Linked DNA regions of Homo sapiens: regions 1, 2, 3, 5 and 6 are each linked to region 4. A link is a contact called in ENCODE Hi-C or POLR2A ChIA-PET data. All regions are on one chromosome and are shown on one strand. Each heading gives the region's core, a stretch centred on a gene start or an enhancer-like site at or near the end of the contact. The rest is flanking DNA. Distances are from core to core; before and after follow the strand shown. Region 1 holds the start of LINC00938 (long intergenic non-protein coding RNA 938). Region 2 holds the start of PCED1B-AS1 (PCED1B antisense RNA 1). Region 3 overlaps LOC105369724 (a long non-coding RNA gene). Region 4 holds the start of ABCD2 (ATP binding cassette subfamily D member 2). Region 5 holds the start of AMN1 (antagonist of mitotic exit network 1 homolog). Region 6 holds the start of ANO6 (anoctamin 6).

Region 1 (2,700 bases), core at 44-2,543, 6.1 Mb after region 4:
TCCAAGTCTTTAGCCTTTGATACTTGCTCTGAAAACACACTATCGTATGTTTGTGTATGTACACACACACACACAACAGTGACTTAAAAGTGGCAACCGCCTCTTGAAAAGTAAAAATATGTCATCCCTCCATTCTGCCCTTAAATGAGAAATAAAGACAATAGATTTGCCCACTGCAGACTGGGATACCAGAAAAGACGTTCTAAGTCTCGCCTGAGACAATATTAACCTGCTATCTTAAGTCCCAACTTGGATGACTTAAATTTCAGTGTACGTGCCTCCGTTCCCACTCTTGCCCCATCAGCTCCATCAGCATCGTCATCCCCGGCTCGGATCCCGGCCGCGACCCGCCAGGGCCGCCGGAGTCCGCGAATACCGCCCGCTCCCAGCAACGAAGCTCCCCGGCTCCCGGCCGACCGCGAGTTCCTGGAGCAGCAGCCTCCAAGGTTCCCAAAGCCCACGATTCAGGCGAGCGGTGCCGACCGGGCCGTGGACTGTGGCATTTTAAAACTACAGAAGTCTCACTGCACGACTGGCGCGGCCGAGGTGGCCCAGGAGACCCTCCAAGAGATTCTGGTCAGCTGCCGGGAGCGTGGAAGAGCAACCAAAGCCACCAAGGCGCCGCGCCAAGTCCCCGGAGCAGTCACCTCAGCTTTCCGTTCTCCCTCTAGTTACAATTACTCCACAGGCTTCTGGCGCTTCCTTCGAGAAAATGAAAAACTAAAAACGCGTAGAGGTGGTAGAAGTCGTTGGCATTTTCCGTTTAATGTGATCCCCCAGGCTCCATCCCTTAAGTGGGGTTTCCAAACTCGGATGCATCCTCAGCAGAGGTTTTCCATGTTGACAGATCTCTCGCCTCCCACAAAATGGGGCCGGGGAGGCGGCCGCGGTCTCCTCTATGGGCGCCGCCATTTTGTGAGGCGGCGGCGGCGCGGCGGCAGGAGCCCGGGGTGTGTATAATGGTTGAATAGAATGACCCCCTCCAGGGAATCCCCGGCACTGACGGTTACGTAAGGGGCTGTGCGCAAGTGCGGCGTTTAGGGAATCCGCACAGCCCGGGCCACGCAGCTCCGAGGCCCACATCTCCACTTCCCCTAAGAGGACCGATGGGGGAAGGGACAGCTGACCGGGTCTTCCTCGCAGCAGCCTCACCCCTAGTCTTCCGCGGCCGGCGAGCTTCTCCACCTCCCCGGGCCGGGTCTCCGCCCCTCACAGGCTTCCGAGACACTCACTGGCCCTGGGTTGTCAGGATCTTCCTAGCCACAACCTTATTCCGACCCCACTTAAGAGACAAACTTTAGTTGGGAAATAAGTCCGTTTCCTAGAGTGAGCACCGGAAGCAAGCTGCACTATATTACATAATTTTTCACCTCCAAAGCAATGTTCCCATTGGAACGACTACCTGAAATAACCCATCCAGACCCCTACTACCCTGTGACCTTGGGTTAGGCAGTGACTTTGCCCGTGGTGGCCGTCACTAAAATGGGAATAATAATACGTTTCACGTACTGTAATCTTAATTAACATTTGTAGCAAAGAGCCGGCTCCAACACCCCTCGTAAATGCAAATTTAGGTGGTAGTATTTGTTGAGATGTTTTGACTCATTTAAGCAAAGGGTTTTTTTAACCTTCAAAATATTTTAAACGAGGATTACATTTAAGACATTTGAAAGCAAGGAAAAACGTTTTATTCGGTATTTATTTTAAACGCAGCAATCTTGAAGAGACCTTACTATAAAAATGTAAACCTTAATTATTATTGTCGAAGTTCGATAGATTGCTTCCCAACCAGTTTAGTTAGTTTGCATAACTTTGCTCATAGAATACTCCAGTTTGATATGTGAAGCCAACCAGCGGCAAGATGAATTAAGAGCATTACTCTATTTCCACAGAACTAGGACAGACAGTTCACATTGTATTTAACGTATAGTTTGCTAAAGTTAGCGTGTGGATAATTCATAGAAAATGTGCTAACCAGGCCCCAAAATACTAGCATACGGCTCATAAAAGCCGATTCCTTTAGATTTTACAAAAACAGAAGGTAACAAATTGACTTTATTCCGATCTGTGAATGTTGCGTAGCGTGAGGGGCTACCCCGGTGAGCTTCCTTTCCCTTCAGAGCGCCACACCGGTTCTGTCGGGCGGGCGGGGACTCCGAGGCGGCCCTTCCAACAGCCGGGCCGGGGACGCGAACATCGCCTCCACCCCTAACCCTGGAACAACCGGTAGTGGCCGTTTCCCCGCACCGCCCCCCTTTCCGCCGGCTTTGTGTGCGTGTGAAATGTGCGGCACATTGCAGACGAACCCTAAGCCCGGCGAGTCGAGTCTATTGTTCCCCGCGAGGATCTGCCGGGGCGGTGTGGAGCCAGGCGCAGTGCCGCGGCCAGCCCTCGGGGGTCGCTGTGTGGCACTGGCTGCCAGGCCGTGGCGGCGGCAGAGAGGGAGGCTGGCGGGGAGGGAAGCAGGCGGGCGGCGCGCAGCGGCTCAGCTGCCGCCGGTGCTTCTGCCCGGGGACGCCCCGGCCTCAGCGGCCGAGGCCGCGCGTGAATGTGTGCGAGGGCCCCGCGGAGCCGGGGCCGAAATACACGCTGTCACCGCGCTTTCCACAAACCACCACACAGACCTCCCCCTCCCCACCCCCAGCCCCGCCTGCCCTAGCCCCGCCGCCGCCGCCGCCGAAACTCTTGGGCCTCTGGCCG
Region 2 (2,700 bases), core at 15-2,514, 7.6 Mb after region 4:
CGAAATCATATTATTCCAGACAAAAGAAAACAAATGCCTACACTTATCTAATCAATCAGAAGACCATCTCCCCCACCCTTTTTTTTTTTTTAAAGATGGAGTCTTGCTCTTGTCACCCTGACTGGAGTGCAATGGGACGATTTTGGCTCACTGCAACCTCCGCCTCCTGGGTTCAAGCGATTCTCCTGCCTCAGCCCCCCGAGTAGCTGGGATTACAGGGGCCCACCACCACGCCCAGCTAATTTTTGTATTTTCAGTAGAGACGGAGTTGCACCATGTTGGCCAGGCTGGTCTCGAACTCCTGACCTCAGGTGATCCACCCGCCTCGGCCTCCCAAAGTGCTGGGATTACAGGCATGAGCCACAGCGCCAGACGAACCATCTCCCTTTTAAGCACGCTGTCCCCTTGAGTTACCTGCTGGTTTCAAGTGGAACACTAAGGGAGGAAGCAGAAAGTTCTTATCTTGCTCTGCCACATACTGGATCTAGCTGAGGCTGGGGCTCAGGCCTGTGGTTTCCTGTAGTGTGGACTGAGCCATTTTTCCATCAAGACGTCAGTGGAGAGATGAAGTGAAAGGATTTAAAAGCGGTTTGTGGCCTGCCATGGTGGCTCACCCCTATAATCCCAGCACTTTGGGAGGCCAAGGCGGGTGGATCACCTGAGGTAAGGAGTTCGAGACCAGACTGGCCAACATGGTGAAACACCATCTCTACTAAAAATACAAAATCAGCCGGGTGTGGTGGTGGGTGCATGTAGTCACAGCTACTCGGAGCCTGAAGCAGGAGAATCGCTTGAACCTGGGAGGCAGAGGTTGCAATGAGCCGAGACCATGCCACTGCACTCCAGCCTGGGCAACAAGACCAAAACTCCGTCTCAAAAAAAATAAATAAATAAAAATAAAAGCGGTTTGTAAACTGTAACACCTTGCACAGAAACACAAGATTACTACTATTAAATATTATTTAGAAAAGTAGAGTTCTTCTTACCATTTCCCTGTTTCTTTCTTCTCACTTCCTCCTTTCCCCTTCTGACCATCTTTTCAGCCGTGAACATACCACACCAGCAAGAACAATAAGAGCCAAGGGTCTGAATTGTTTAATCAAAGGAAGAGTCAAAATAAGCTACACCCAGATTACTGAGAAAGGTGAAATGAAAACAAGCTCAAAACCAAATTCCAGGAAGATGCTGTCTTTGTATTGACTTACCATTTCATGTTTTCACACATGTCAAAGTCTTGAAGCTTCGGTCATTAGTCTTCCGCTTCCTAAAGCAAGAAACTAAATGCTGACTTGTGTCGTTTGCCCCAGATGCCACCGGAAATGTCATCTTCTCCCCAGACGCTGGCTTGCAAGCACAGCAGCACCCAGAGGCTAACCTATTTCCCCTATAGCCCAAGCTCTGAGATCTCCCGTCTGGTCACAATGATCTACAGGAGAGGAAGAAAGCTATCTAGGGACGAGATCTAGAATCAACTGAGAGAGATGCTTAAAAATCACCAGTTACTTTAATGAGTAAGTACTTTTCAGTTTTTCCATTTTATCTGAAACTTTAAGTTGGCATTTCTGACCAGCCTTTCTTGAGACCATCATTTTTTGGGCACTTACTGTAGACAGGAATCAGCACCCTAGCCTCCTTCAGCCCACCCCATGTAACACTAAAGAGACAACTGGTGCTTGGCAATAACAAAAATATTAGTGATTGATAAACTTGTAAATTTATTAAAATGGACAGTGAAAGAAAACAGCCAATTTAGTTGTGAACTGGAGAAGGGACGTGAGGCATCTGTTGTCTGCAATCTTGTATGTTGTGGTTGACCACAAAGGCTTGGCATCAGGTTTTACTTCCAGCACTACTTCTTATAAAATGGATGACCTTGGGCAGATTACTCAATCTTTTAGCCTTAATTTTTAAAAGTATAAAATGGAGAAAATTAGAATATGTAGTCCAGGTGCGGTGGCCCACACCCGTAATCCAAGCACTTTGGAAGGCTGAGGCAGGTGGATTATTTGAGTCTAAGTTCAAGACCAGCCTGGACAACATGATGAAACCCTGTCTCTAAAAAAAACTATAAAAATTAGCCAGGCATGGTGGCACAGGCCTGTAGTCCCAGCTACTAGGGAGGCTGAAGTGGGAGGATTGATTGAGCCTGCAGAGTTGCTGCAGTGAGCCATGATTTCGCCACTGAATTCCAACTTGGGCAACAGAGTGAGACAAGAAAGAAACAGAGAGAGAGAGAGAGACAGAGAAAGAAGAAAAAAAAAGAAAGAAAGAAAGAAAGAAAAAGAAAGAAAGAGAAAGAAAGAAAGAAAGAAAGAAAGAAAGAAAGAAAGAAAGAAAGAAGAAAGAGAAAGAGAGAAAAGAAAAGGAAAGAAAGAAAGAAAATAATTTCTTAGGTTGTTTTTGTTTTTGTTTTTTTGTGATGGAGTCTCACTCTGCTGCTCAGGCTGGAGTGCAGTGGTGCTATCTCTGCTCACCGCAACCTCCGCCTCCCAAGTTCAAGCAATTCTTGTGCCTCAGCCTCCCAAGTAGCTGGGATTACAGGCACGCGACACCACTCCCAGCTAATTTTTATATTTTTACTAGAGACAGGGTTTCACCATGTTGGCCAGGCTGATCTTGAACTCCAGACCTCAGGTGATCCGACCGTCTTGGCCTCCCAAAGTGTTGGGATTACAGGCATGAGCTACCGCGCCCTTCTTA
Region 3 (2,700 bases), core at 71-2,570, 7.9 Mb before region 4:
AGCAAGACCCAGCAGTGTTGTCTTGAGCATGTCACTTAACCTCTCCAAGTCTGTTTCCTCATCTTTCCTTTGCAAGCACAGCAAGTCCCTGTAATAAGATAGGCACAACTGTCTGATCCAGGTAGGCACGAGTTGGCAAAGACTGGAGATCTACCTTCTGCTTTGATGACTTTTCTGCATTAATCTTCTCATTTTCTACTATCCTCTGGCCAGGCACGGTGGCTCACCCCTGTAATCCCAGCACTTTGGGAGGCTGAGGTGGGCAGATCACGAGGTCAGGAGATAGAGACCATCCTGGCTAACACACTGAAACCCCGTCTCTACTTAAAATACAAAAAATTAGCCAGGCATGGTGGCCGGCGCCTGTAGTCCCAGCCACTTGGGAGGCTGAGGCAGGAGTCCATAACATTTTTTTAAACATTGGCGATATAAGGCCACACTGGTAACCACATGAAAAATTAAAGTGTTGTGAAAATATTTTAAACCAAGATGACTTTTACCTGGTAAATTTTTTTTTTTTTTGAGACGGAGTCTCGCTCTGTCACCCAGGCTGGCGTGCAGTGGCACCATCTCGGCTCACTGCAACCTCCGCCTCCCAGGCTCAAGCGATTCTTCTGCCTCAGCCTCCCGAGTAGCTGGGACTACAGGTGCGAGCCACCACGCCCAGCTAATTTTTGTATTTTTAGTAGAGACAGGGTGTCACCATATTGGCCAGGCTGGTCTCGAACTCCTAGACCTCGTGATCTGCCCACCTTGGCCTCCCAAAGTGCTGGGATTACAGGCGTGAACCACTGCGCCCGGCCTTACCTGTTAAATTAATGTTAGTGGAAACACATTGCCAAACTCAATTTTTCAAGTACATGTATCTTCAAAATACAAATATACTTCAAAGCTACTGTACTTTGAAATATGTTATCTTCAAAAATGACATTATCACTAAGAATATAGGAAGCCTTAAGAATTGAATATGGTGGTTCAAAATTAGTATTTTTCCTCTTTGTAGGGGAAATCACCCAAAAGTAACAATCAGAACTGTTACCACCTGACTGGTTCTTGCCCACTGCACAGATAAAACCAAAACACTGAGCCAGCAGGAGTTGCAGCAGAGAAAGAGTTTGATTATTGCAAGGCAATAGAGTGAGGAGGACGGGATACATTTCCCAGATCCACCTCACCAAGAATTCAGAGGCTAAGGTTTTTAAGGATGATTTGGCAGGTAGGGCATTAGGAAACAGATGTTGTGGATTGGTTGGGGGATGAAATCATAGGAGTGTTGAAACTGTCTTCATGTGCTGAGTCATTTCCTGCAGGGGAGTGGTCAGAGGACCGGTTGAGTCAGTTCCTTTGTTGCAGTCACGGTCACTGTTCAAGCTGGTGTCAGTTGATTCACCTGAAGGCAAAGTCTGAAAAATATCTCAGAGATCAGTCTCAGGTTTCACAATAGCGCTTGTGACTGCCTGTTACATAACTCCTGAGCAATAAGCAATTATAGAAAAGCAAACAAGAGAACAATGATGGGCTATCATTCAACTACGCCTACAGCTTAAGAGGTGAGCTCCCTGGTGATTGAAACTGCTTGCACTCCTCAGTTGATCCAACTTCTGGAAAATACAAAGGCAGTCTGCATGACTTAAAGATCATTGTTTCTTTTTCTTTTTTTTTTTTTTTTTGAGACAGAGTCTTGGTCTGTCGCCGAGGCTGGAGTGCAGTGGCACAACCTGGGCTCACTGCAACCTCCGCCTCCTGGGTTCAAGCGATTCTCCTGCTTCAGCCTCCCGAGTAGCTGGGATCACAGGCATGTGCCACCACGCCTGGCTAATTTTTTGTATTTTTAGTAGAGGCGGGGTTTCACCGTGTTGGCCAGGCAGTGGCTCAATGCCTATAATCCCAGCACTTTGGGAGGCAGAGGCTGGCAGATCACCTGAGGTCAGGAGTTCGAGACCAGCCTGGCCAACATGGTGAAACCCCGCCTCTACTAAAAATACAAAAAATTAGCCGGGCGTGGTGGCACACGCCTGCAATCCCAGCTACTCGGGAGGCTGAGGCAGGAGAATTGCTTGAACCCGGGAGGCAGAGGCTGTAGTGAGCTGAGATCGCACCACCGTACTCCAGCCTGGGCGACAGAGCAAGACTTCATCACAAAAAAAAAAAAAAGGACTATGTTACGTAATCATGCCTGGTAGATGAAAATGTCAAAGGGAAAGAAAGTAAGTGTAACAAACATCTATTAGCTGTGCCTCTATTTTAACAAAATTTAGGCCTCTCTAAATTACAAAGTAAGTGGAATGGTTGAGTGTGGGAGGGCATTAGGGGTGCAGATTTTAGAAGTATTTTATTAGATTTAGGGTTTGGGATTAGATTAGATGAGGGGTAATAAATGATTGCTAGGGAGAATGACTGGATCAGGGAACAGAAATTAACTTGTAGGTAGTTCTCTTTGGAATTTAAATGATCCTTGGAGAGAGTCAGTCATTATCTTGAAAAAGGGTCTGTTTAGGTGTGGTTACATTTTCGGTCTTACAGATGTTACCAAAACACCCAAGATTCAGTCTAGGTCCTGTTGCTCCCCTCACAGAAAGCCAATCATTAAGACAATGAGTATTGCCAGGGAAGAAGGCTGTAATCCAGTGCTGCAGCAGAGGAGATGGGAGATCAGTCCCAAATCCAACTCCCTGACTGTCTAAAATTTGGGATTTGTAT
Region 4 (2,700 bases), core at 190-2,689:
GGATTTAAGTTTTAAGAAAATGCGTTAGAAATAATTCTGAGCATATTTGAGTAACTGAGGCTAAGTAGACTTTTTTAGAGTGTTGCAAATTTTATTCTTCTGAAACTTTAGAAAAGTTTGCACCCTATAATCCTTTAACTGGTTACAGTTAAAAGGGGTAATGAAGCATATATTTTAATTCAGGTTTAGATGTCAGAGGAATCTAAGACACTAAAGAAGTGGGTCCATCGACAGGACAACAGATGGTATCTGGCACTGCAGTGGCAACTTGAACAGTTTCACATTTCACCCATCACCTTAATTTCTATCTTACCTTATGTCCTCTGTAAAAGGCAATTTCTTCTACATTGGCTATAATTCTCGAGTGCACATACCGCAAATAGCCTTTTCTATGTGCTTCCTCTGCCACCAGTTTGCCAAATTTGGGAGAACAGGCTTTTAACACTTTAGCAGTGGCATACACCACAAGTCCTGCTAGTAGGGTGGGCCCAATTGGGCTTGCTCCTCTGGATGTAGCAGTTTGAATGAGTGTATAGGAGGTCAGCATTACATCTAAAATAGGTTTGGTCAGATTGGAATACAAGTGAGCCACAGATTGGGAGAACATCATAATATCCTCCGTAAGAGATTGGTCAGGGTTTGCCAGCCTCCCATCCATATTGATCACTTTATAATAAGTCTGATTTGTAAAATAGGTTTCATAGGCGTGGTCTACTAGGCGAGTTCTGAAGGCCAAAGCCAATTTGCATTCCAGGTACCTTATTGCACTGTTGACGAAGGTAGCAGGGATGGCAATCATAAGCCACTTGATTAATTTGATGATGAAAGTCCGAGGCTTCTTTTCCACAATGCTTTTCACGATTTTTCCATCCAGACCAGCCACATAGATAGAAAGAAAGGTTCTTGAGATTAGAGCCACTGAGTGCAGGCAGAGCCACCCTGTTTCAGTGGTCACAAGTTTTGGAAACAAAATTTTCCGAAGTTCTAGTAGCTGTTTGAAGAAATCTGCATTCACTCCAGGCGAAGGTTTTTCACAAATGGTCTCGGTGCAATGCAGTATTTCTGTGTTCTCTGCAGCAGGGTAAGCTGCTGCTTTTTTCTTCCCGTGGCCAGATTGCTTTAAACGCTTGCCAATGATGGGATAGAGGGTTTTCAGAGCATATGCCGCAGCCACCAGGCAGGCAGCCCTCTTAGCAGCACTCGATCTGGTCCATTTCACTCGATCAGCTGCTGCATTTAGCATATGTGTCATTTTCCCAGTTACCCAAACCGGCTTCCAAAAGAATTCGTTTTAAAAGATCATGCTTCACAGAAATCCCCAGCAAATGTTTTAGAAAGTCCTACAGCGTCCCATAGTCTGCAGCGTTTCTCTTCCACTGTTGTGTTTTTAATTTTGTTCTGCTGTGACAGATGCAGCAGAGCTCAGACTCCGCTGCATCTACCGGGAATGATTCTCTCAGAAGCTCAAGCTGCACCAAGCTCCTCCCTCCCAGGCCCCTCATTGGCTGTGAGGGCGGTGGGACCTTGGAATCCTCGCAGCTTCCCTTTGAACCTTGAAAATGAGGAGAGAGCAAAGCGAATTACATCCTTCCTTAAACAGGAGTTCAGAGAGTTAAAATGTCTATTTTTGGAGAGGTCGAATCAGGCCATCTGCTGGCGAACAAAACCGGCTCTAGCTACTGAGCATGCTCAGTGTCACTTAGAAACCCACAGAAGTTTCAGAATATACATCACTTCGGTAAGATTTCAGTAGATACCGCAAACAGAAGAGCAAGCAGAAAGGGAGATTTCCAAGCGAACAAAACCGGCCCTAGCTACTGAGCATGCTCAATGTCACTTAGAAACCCGCAGAAGTTTCAGAATATACATCACTTCGGTAAGATTTCAGCAGCTACCGCAAACAGAAGAGCAAGCAGAAAGGGAGATTTGCAAGAGTTTTAATGAGACGAGGAGGGAGAAGGAACCACGAAAATGAGGGAGGAGGGACAAGAGGATCAACATAAAATGAATATGAAAAGGATATGGAATGAATCTGAAACGGATCAGAAAAGAAAGTGACAAGTGGGAGGGACACCGGAGAATGCCAAATATCAAATACACTTGGATCTGTTTTTCACAGATCCCCCCGGCTTTTTTGGGGGTCTGATTTCACAAAAGGTCTCAGAACCTAATAGACAAGTTGTAATCGAGGGTTTCCCTTGTAAATAAATAGGATAAAAGTCTTCCGTGTTACAGAAAATAATTATTTGCTATGCCTCTAGCCATTCTCCCTTTTTCCTCTGCATCCTACTTGTCCTTATGCTAAAAATCTTCCAGCCCCATAACTGGAGATCTGATGTACTCATATTTATTTACAAGGTGACGACTATTAAATAAATGAGAGCAATGTTTCATGTTTACTACTCCCATGTGTTAGGTAGTTTTTACTTGGAGTGGGGTAGCACTTATAGTGAAAGTTTAACCATTTGGGAATTCAGCTGGTGTTGGATGGTGGAAATAGCTTCTCTAGGACCTTACTTCATTTTTCAAGAATGCTTTGTCTTTTGCAGGTTTCTGCTTTGTTTGTTTTGTTTAGCTGTAGAGATAATCTACTGGCTACTTCCTATTTCCATTTGGTTATTTGATAAAAACTAAGAGTCTTAAAATTCTTCACATCCATAATGGAGGATTTAAATTGTTCAACAGTCAAGGACAATTCTG
Region 5 (2,700 bases), core at 191-2,690, 7.9 Mb before region 4:
GATACATTTCCTCCCATTTGCAACCGTCAGATACTACCAATGTTCAAAAATAACCCCCTTGACAAAGCTTTCTCCTATTCTTTTCCTTATTAGAAATTTCAAAAGTTTGTTACTCTCCCGCTTGTGATATTATTCTACATATATTATAGTTATTTATTTTATTTTTTTGAGACAGTCTCGCTCTGTCGCCTAGCAGCCTAGGCGTGCAGTGGCGCGATCTCAGCTCACTGCAACCTCTGCCTCCTGGGTTGAGGCGATTCTCCTGCCTCAGCCTCCAGAGTAGCTGGGACTACCGGCGCCACTACTACTCCTGGCTAATTTTTGTATTTTTAGTACATGCCGCGGTTTTGCCGTGCTGGCTAGGCTGGTCTCCAACTCTCCTGATCTCAAGTGCCTCGGCCTCCCAAAGTGCTGGGATTACAGGCGTGAACCACCGTGCCCAGATAATTTTTGTATCTTTAGTAGAGGCGGGGTTTCGCCACGTTGCCCAGGCTGGTCTCGAACTCCTGAGCTCAAGCAGTTCTCCCACCTCGGCCTCCCAAGTTTAATGTAAAATATCAGATGCCATTGTTTCAGAAAGCCTTCAGTAGATTAAGGAGATTGTTCTCCTTATCCTTAAGATGTCTATTTTTTACATGGCAATATTAACGGACTGAAAGCTCCTGGAGAGACGCAATTGCCCTTGTAACTTCCATTTCCGTACAATTTCTGGTAGGAAATAATAATAACAATAACACTTAGTGGTGTTTATTATTTGCTGGGCATCCTTATAAGGGTTTTACATGTTTTAAATTTATCCCTCAGGACAACTCCATGTGATGGGTGCTATTATCACAAAAATTTTATAGATAAAGAACCTAGGCACAGGGAGAGGTTACGTTACCGGTCCATGGTCACGTGGCTGGTGAATGGCAGAGCCGGGGGCTGAACCCAGCAATCTCAGCCAGGGATCCGTGGTCTTAACCACTTTGTTACCTTTATCCCAGGGTCTGTCAATGTTTATTCCAGTTACAGGGGTGGAATTCTGCTAGAAGCTTTTGAGAACCTCATCTAGCGTTGTGTTTTTTTCTACCAAGGCTTTTAGCTGCTAAGAGAGAGGCCACTGCCAGTAACAGCCGGGGCGCCGAGCTGTCAAGGCTGACGGAGGAATGGACGCTCATCGCGCAGCGGAGTGTTGGAGGGGCAAGCCCGCCAAGAGACCCACTTTGCACAACTGTCCTCAGCCAGGAAACGACAGATCAGGAACCCAGGGACAGAAACACACGCGGGGCCTCTTCAGAGGTCGGCGGGGGGGGTGGGAAAGGGGCGGGGAGGAAGAGCAGCGCAGGGCCTGGCCGTTTGGAGGAGGTGCTGGGGCGGCGCGAAGGGAGGCGGGACAGGGTAGACTCACAGATCCAGGAGCTGACTGACCCGCCGTGGGCGAGGCATCGCTGCAGCGTCTGAAGCCTCTTCCGCGGTCCCAGGGCCTCCAGAACCCAGCCAGGGACCGTCCGCCAACTCCCGCCCACCGCGCGACGCGTAGGTTTTTGTGACGTCACACGGATTTTTCCGGTGACCGGGGCGTGGCCACGCTTCGGACTCCACAAGGAAAGAAGAGAGCCCCCTTTGGGGCGGAGCCACTGAGGGCTGCGCGGAAGAGGCTGGGTGTGATAAACTATAAAGAGGCCCTAAACTCGGATGCAACGTGACGGGAGTTGTAGTTCTTTCACCTGGCGGGCGTCTGCTCCGGTTCAGCTGCAGGAGGTTTCTTGGGAGTTCAGCCCAGCGCGCAGCCCCGCCGCGACGCCGCGAGCCGAGAACTCTCCTGGGGCGAAGGGAGCGCTGAGAAGTCGCTACTCTTACTAAAAGGATGCGTTGGATGCTGGGCCATACCCTTGGCGATGCACACTGGAGACCCGCTCGGATACGGACTCCATTAACATCAAACGGAGCGTGTTAGAGGATCCGAGTTTACTGAGCACTTTCTAGGAAGCGTGCACTGAGCTACGTGCTTTCTAGGCCTTAGTTCAATACTTAACCATATTCATTATAATCCGGTGAAATCGTAATTATTTAGCCTTATTTTACAGATGAGGACACTGCGTACCAACAAGTAACCTCACTAAGAATTTCGTCATGGAGGAGAAGGGAACCTGTATTCAAATTAGGAAGGATCCTGAAGAAAGGGCACCTTTAGGTGGAATTTTATCTTTGGTTCTGCTGCAGAGTACTTGCTGCTTTTTAGTGCTCCCTCCACCCCCCTCATTCTTCCTTGTAGATTAGTCTGTTGTTTGTATGCTGAGTTCCTTTTTTAAGCTCCTTGAAAGTTGGAACCCACTGCTGTTGCCTGTTCAGGATGCTACACATTGAATCAACATGGATTTATTAAGCGCTGAACGAGGGCTAGGGATCGTGCTGGGTGCTGAGGATTGAGTGGCGAACACTTGGGTCAGACAAGTAAAAGGGCAATTAGAATAACTGTTAAATGCTTAGATGGGGTTAGTTCTATGGAAGCACCCATGGGGGTGGGATACAGATCAGAGAGAAAAGGGTGGTCTGCAAATAGTTTGGGATGGCTACACTGGAGAGTGATCAAGAGTGAGTGTAGGGCAGGGGTTGGCCGACTTTTTCCATAAAGTGCTCTGAAAGTTGCAGATTCCAGGAGAAGTAACTATTGTCAGACCCAGACAAATTGGAGCCTAGAGACCAGAAAGGAAGGAA
Region 6 (2,700 bases), core at 95-2,594, 5.6 Mb after region 4:
AATGTTTTCTTTCTTTCAGAGAGAACATTAAAAATGTTAGGAAACTGAGGTGCAAGGATTGCTGGAGGCCAGGAGTTCGAAACCAGCCTGGGCAACATAGTGAGACACCCATCTCTACAAAAAAATTTAAGAATAAGCCCCACATGGTGGTGTGCTCCGCTTGTAGTTCTAGTTACTGAACTCCCACCTCGGCAACAGAGCGAGACCGTCTTAAAAAAAGTATGTGGAAGAAAAAACATGCACAGTAGATTTAGTGTTATTGTGATAACCCTAGCACTTCAGTGGAAAAAATATAAACAATTTCAATGAGTAGACAATAACACATATAACCAAGATTTCAAATATACCTTCTAGCCCTTTTGAGAAGTCAAAATTGAACAACCTGAATGTACCAGCTTTTTTGAAAAAAGTTTTGTAGACACGCGATCCCCAAAACCTGCCGTTCAAACAACTCCAAGGGTCTTTAAAGTACTAAATCCCTTTGTATTTGTCCTATCGGTCCCTTTGGTTTCCAGGAAAGCATTAAAAATAAAAATAAAAACTCTCTGCCTTAATTTTATTTCACGACTTTCTTTTCTCTTATTATAGCTTTCCACATTGCTTTAGAAGAGTTTACATCTAACTCTAGTGGTCTTCGGCTTCTTCTCCCTCTTTGACACAGAGGACTAGTTTCAATTGTACAAATAGGCTGGACGCTTCAGCGATTATCTTCCGACCACTCCCTGTGTGCTCGCGCGGGCGGAGTAGGGGGCGCTTCTCCACTCTCCGCGACCTCAATGTATGCGGAAATCCTCCTGCCTTTGTGCACACGTTTATTTAGAAAATTCTCTCCACCCCCACTCCCGTCCGTCCCGCCCCTTCTTCTTTTGCTTATTCTCTGAGTTTTGCCTCTCCTCCCACCCCGACTCCACCGTAATCTTAACCTACCCGTACAGATTCCACTTTCCCACTTCGGAGCTAGAGTAATTTAAGATCCCCCCATTATTAGCTCCACGTCGCCTTTAAAAGCCATTCAAACGAGTTCGCCTTCCAGGGTTCTGCAGTTGTGCTGCAGCAGCATTTCCCTCCTCTCCAGTATCAGACGTTAAAACAAAGCAAGCCACAGTGTGTGTCCACAGACGACCTTGGAACGAAAAGCTGCCCTGTTTGGGATCAATGCTCAGGGAACCCAGTCCACTCCCGCACTCACGTGTTCCCGCCTTGCCCTCCAGCTAGTTCCCCCGCGCGCAGGATCGCACTACTCCCTCTGCAGTCTCGCCTGCCGACTTCCTTCTGCGCGCCTCGTAAAACCGGGGAAGTTCAATCATTCCGCAGCGAGCCGCGGCGGCCGCACTGGGCATGCTCAGTCTCCGGGCTCCGCTCGGCAGGCGAGAGGCGTCCTCCGGCTCTGGGCTCCGGTCGGTGGGTGCCTCGGCTCGGCTTTCCCCGGCGCTGGCTGGGCTCAGCGGCCCCTGAGCCCAAGCGACACACGCCCCGCGGTCCCCGATCCGGCCCCTGGGAGAGCCGCGCCGTTCTGGAACCCGGGAGCCCCCAACTTCGCGCCAAGTTCGGAGCCGCCTTCTGAGGGAGACATGAAAAAGATGAGCAGGAATGTTTTGCTACAAATGGAGGAGGAGGAGGACGACGACGATGGGGATATCGGTGAGCGAGGGGTCCCCGCGTCCCCACCCGAGAGCCCGAGCCGACGCGGGAAGAAGTTCGGGGACTGCGCGGGGGCGCTGTGCTCTCCGCGGGGGAGGTTGGCCGAGACGCTCGGCCGCTCCGGGCAGGGGAGGAAGCCCGCTGTCCCCGGCTGCTTGCAGACTGAGGCCCCGGTGCGGCCCCTGCGGGGCTGAGGCGCGGGGCGCGTGGTGGCCCCGAGGACAGGCTCCTGACGGGCGGGGGATGCTGCCCCTGAAAAGCCTGGCAGCTGCGGGGACGCCTCTGCGTGCGGAAGTCTCCACTCAGAAGCAACTTTGGGGTCACTTCCCCGACTCGCAGAGTGCTAGGGTTGCCCAGGAGCCTCGGCACTGGGGCGAGCCCCCTGGGCGGGGTCCGGGGAGCAGGCCCGCATTTGGAGGACAGGGTGTGACCCATCTGAATCCTCGTTAAAGTAAAAGCCGACCGACGGCTCTGGGAGGTTTGAGGCCTGGCGGGGCGGCCCCGGGAAGTGATTTGTGGCCGCTAGGCGCGCGCTGGAAACCCTTTCCCATCTGCGGAGCCCACCGGAGCTGTGATCGGAGGAGGAATTCCCCCAGGCAGGGAGGACCGCAGGGCCTTTTTCACTCGTCCTGAGGGGCCCTGGGGCTTGGGGAGCAAACCTGGGGTGACCCATTTCTAGTTAGAGTTAAAAATGCATGGAAGTGACAAGACGAACGGAGGGAGAGCTGTTTTAAGAGCAAAAAAAGAAAAAAAGGGCAAACAAAAGGGATGAGAGGAGGTGAGGAAGGGGAAAGGAATGAGAGGACTAGAGAGAAAATCAGGTCCCTAAAGAGAACACTGTCGGGGGATGATGATATAATGTGTCCCTCCAGAAGACTCTAATTAAATTACCAAGCCAGTCTGTTGTGGCGACTCGGCTTAGTCTCCTGGATGCCAAATCAATTTTAAAGCAGAACATCCTGCTGATGTTCTAAAGCCCTGTTGTTATCTAATAACTTTAAAAGTAACTTAATTTTAGGAGTTGGGTGTGGTTTTTATTTCTGTTACATTTTGGGCACG

What was found. Hi-C counts contacts between places; a loop is a spot of excess contacts on that map. ChIA-PET counts read pairs that join two places held with the same protein, here RNA polymerase II (POLR2A). Pooled maps may share reads with other maps.
Region 1: a loop to region 4 is called in a map of OCI-LY7, with 9 times the contacts of the local background. The contact joins the promoter of LINC00938 here to the promoter of ABCD2 in region 4. A Hi-C loop is called at or near these places in 2 of 168 maps with a recorded cell type or tissue (OCI-LY7 and naive thymus-derived CD4-positive, alpha-beta T cell), 1 of 37 single-sample maps with no recorded cell type and 9 of 50 pooled maps.
Region 2: a pooled map shows a loop between it and region 4 (6-fold over the local background). The contact joins the promoter of PCED1B-AS1 here to the promoter of ABCD2 in region 4. A Hi-C loop is called at or near these places in 7 of 50 pooled maps. POLR2A ChIA-PET finds 5 or more read pairs at or near these places in 2 of 52 experiments (OCI-LY7 and activated T-cell).
Region 3: a pooled map shows a loop between it and region 4 (5-fold over the local background). The contact joins the enhancer-like site here to the promoter of ABCD2 in region 4. A Hi-C loop is called at or near these places in 3 of 50 pooled maps.
Region 5: a loop to region 4 is called in a pooled map, with 29 times the contacts of the local background. The contact joins the promoter of AMN1 here to the promoter of ABCD2 in region 4. A Hi-C loop is called at or near these places in 3 of 50 pooled maps.
Region 6: a map of naive thymus-derived CD4-positive, alpha-beta T cell shows a loop between it and region 4 (13-fold over the local background). The contact joins the promoter of ANO6 here to the promoter of ABCD2 in region 4. A Hi-C loop is called at or near these places in 1 of 168 maps with a recorded cell type or tissue (naive thymus-derived CD4-positive, alpha-beta T cell), 1 of 37 single-sample maps with no recorded cell type and 6 of 50 pooled maps.

Annotation. Positions count from the first base shown.
Region 1 is chr12:45,726,628-45,729,327 of GRCh38, forward strand. It overlaps LINC00938 (long intergenic non-protein coding RNA 938), which reads right to left and starts at 1,294. Exons shown (of 1, transcript NR_028408.1): 1 at 1-1,294. RefSeq lists enhancers at 1-884, 590-1,309, 885-1,847 and a silencer at 2,360-2,700.
Region 2 is chr12:47,215,179-47,217,878 of GRCh38, forward strand. It overlaps PCED1B-AS1 (PCED1B antisense RNA 1), which reads right to left and starts at 1,265. Exons shown (of 3, transcript NR_026544.1): 1 at 1,206-1,265; 2 at 987-1,086. It overlaps PCED1B (PC-esterase domain containing 1B), which reads left to right. Exons shown (of 4, transcript NM_138371.3): 3 at 1,044-1,511.
Region 3 is chr12:31,748,036-31,750,735 of GRCh38, forward strand. LOC105369724 (a long non-coding RNA gene) reads right to left here. Exons shown (of 4, transcript XR_931501.3): 4 at 1,098-1,403. Among named protein-coding and RNA genes, the nearest start is that of AMN1-AS1, 20 kb to the left of the region's middle. RefSeq lists enhancers at 585-1,784, 771-1,356, 1,079-1,148, 1,169-1,348, 1,200-1,494 and 1 more. Within about 2 kb of position 1,321, at least 27 of the 41 ENCODE cell types and tissues checked have a DNase peak (open chromatin) inside an H3K27ac peak, as active enhancers do.
Region 4 is chr12:39,618,364-39,621,063 of GRCh38, forward strand. It overlaps ABCD2 (ATP binding cassette subfamily D member 2), which reads right to left and starts at 1,440. Exons shown (of 10, transcript NM_005164.4): 1 at 314-1,440. The coding sequence starts at 1,252. RefSeq lists enhancers at 842-921, 1,232-1,751.
Region 5 is chr12:31,727,581-31,730,280 of GRCh38, forward strand. AMN1 (antagonist of mitotic exit network 1 homolog) reads right to left here and starts at 1,441. Exons shown (of 7, transcript NM_001113402.2): 1 at 1,391-1,441. The coding sequence starts at 1,428. AMN1-AS1 (AMN1 antisense RNA 1) reads left to right here and starts at 1,685. Exons shown (of 1, transcript NR_198987.1): 1 at 1,685-2,700. It overlaps LOC105369722 (a long non-coding RNA gene), which reads left to right. Exons shown (of 3, transcript XR_931497.3): 3 at 1,077-1,310. RefSeq lists a silencer at 1,230-1,309 and enhancers at 1,360-1,709, 1,722-2,354, 1,750-1,949.
Region 6 is chr12:45,214,751-45,217,450 of GRCh38, forward strand. ANO6 (anoctamin 6) reads left to right here and starts at 1,345. Exons shown (of 20, transcript NM_001025356.3): 1 at 1,345-1,641. The coding sequence starts at 1,572. It also overlaps the pseudogene PLEKHA8P1. RefSeq lists enhancers at 1,111-1,210, 2,221-2,350 and a silencer at 1,671-1,980.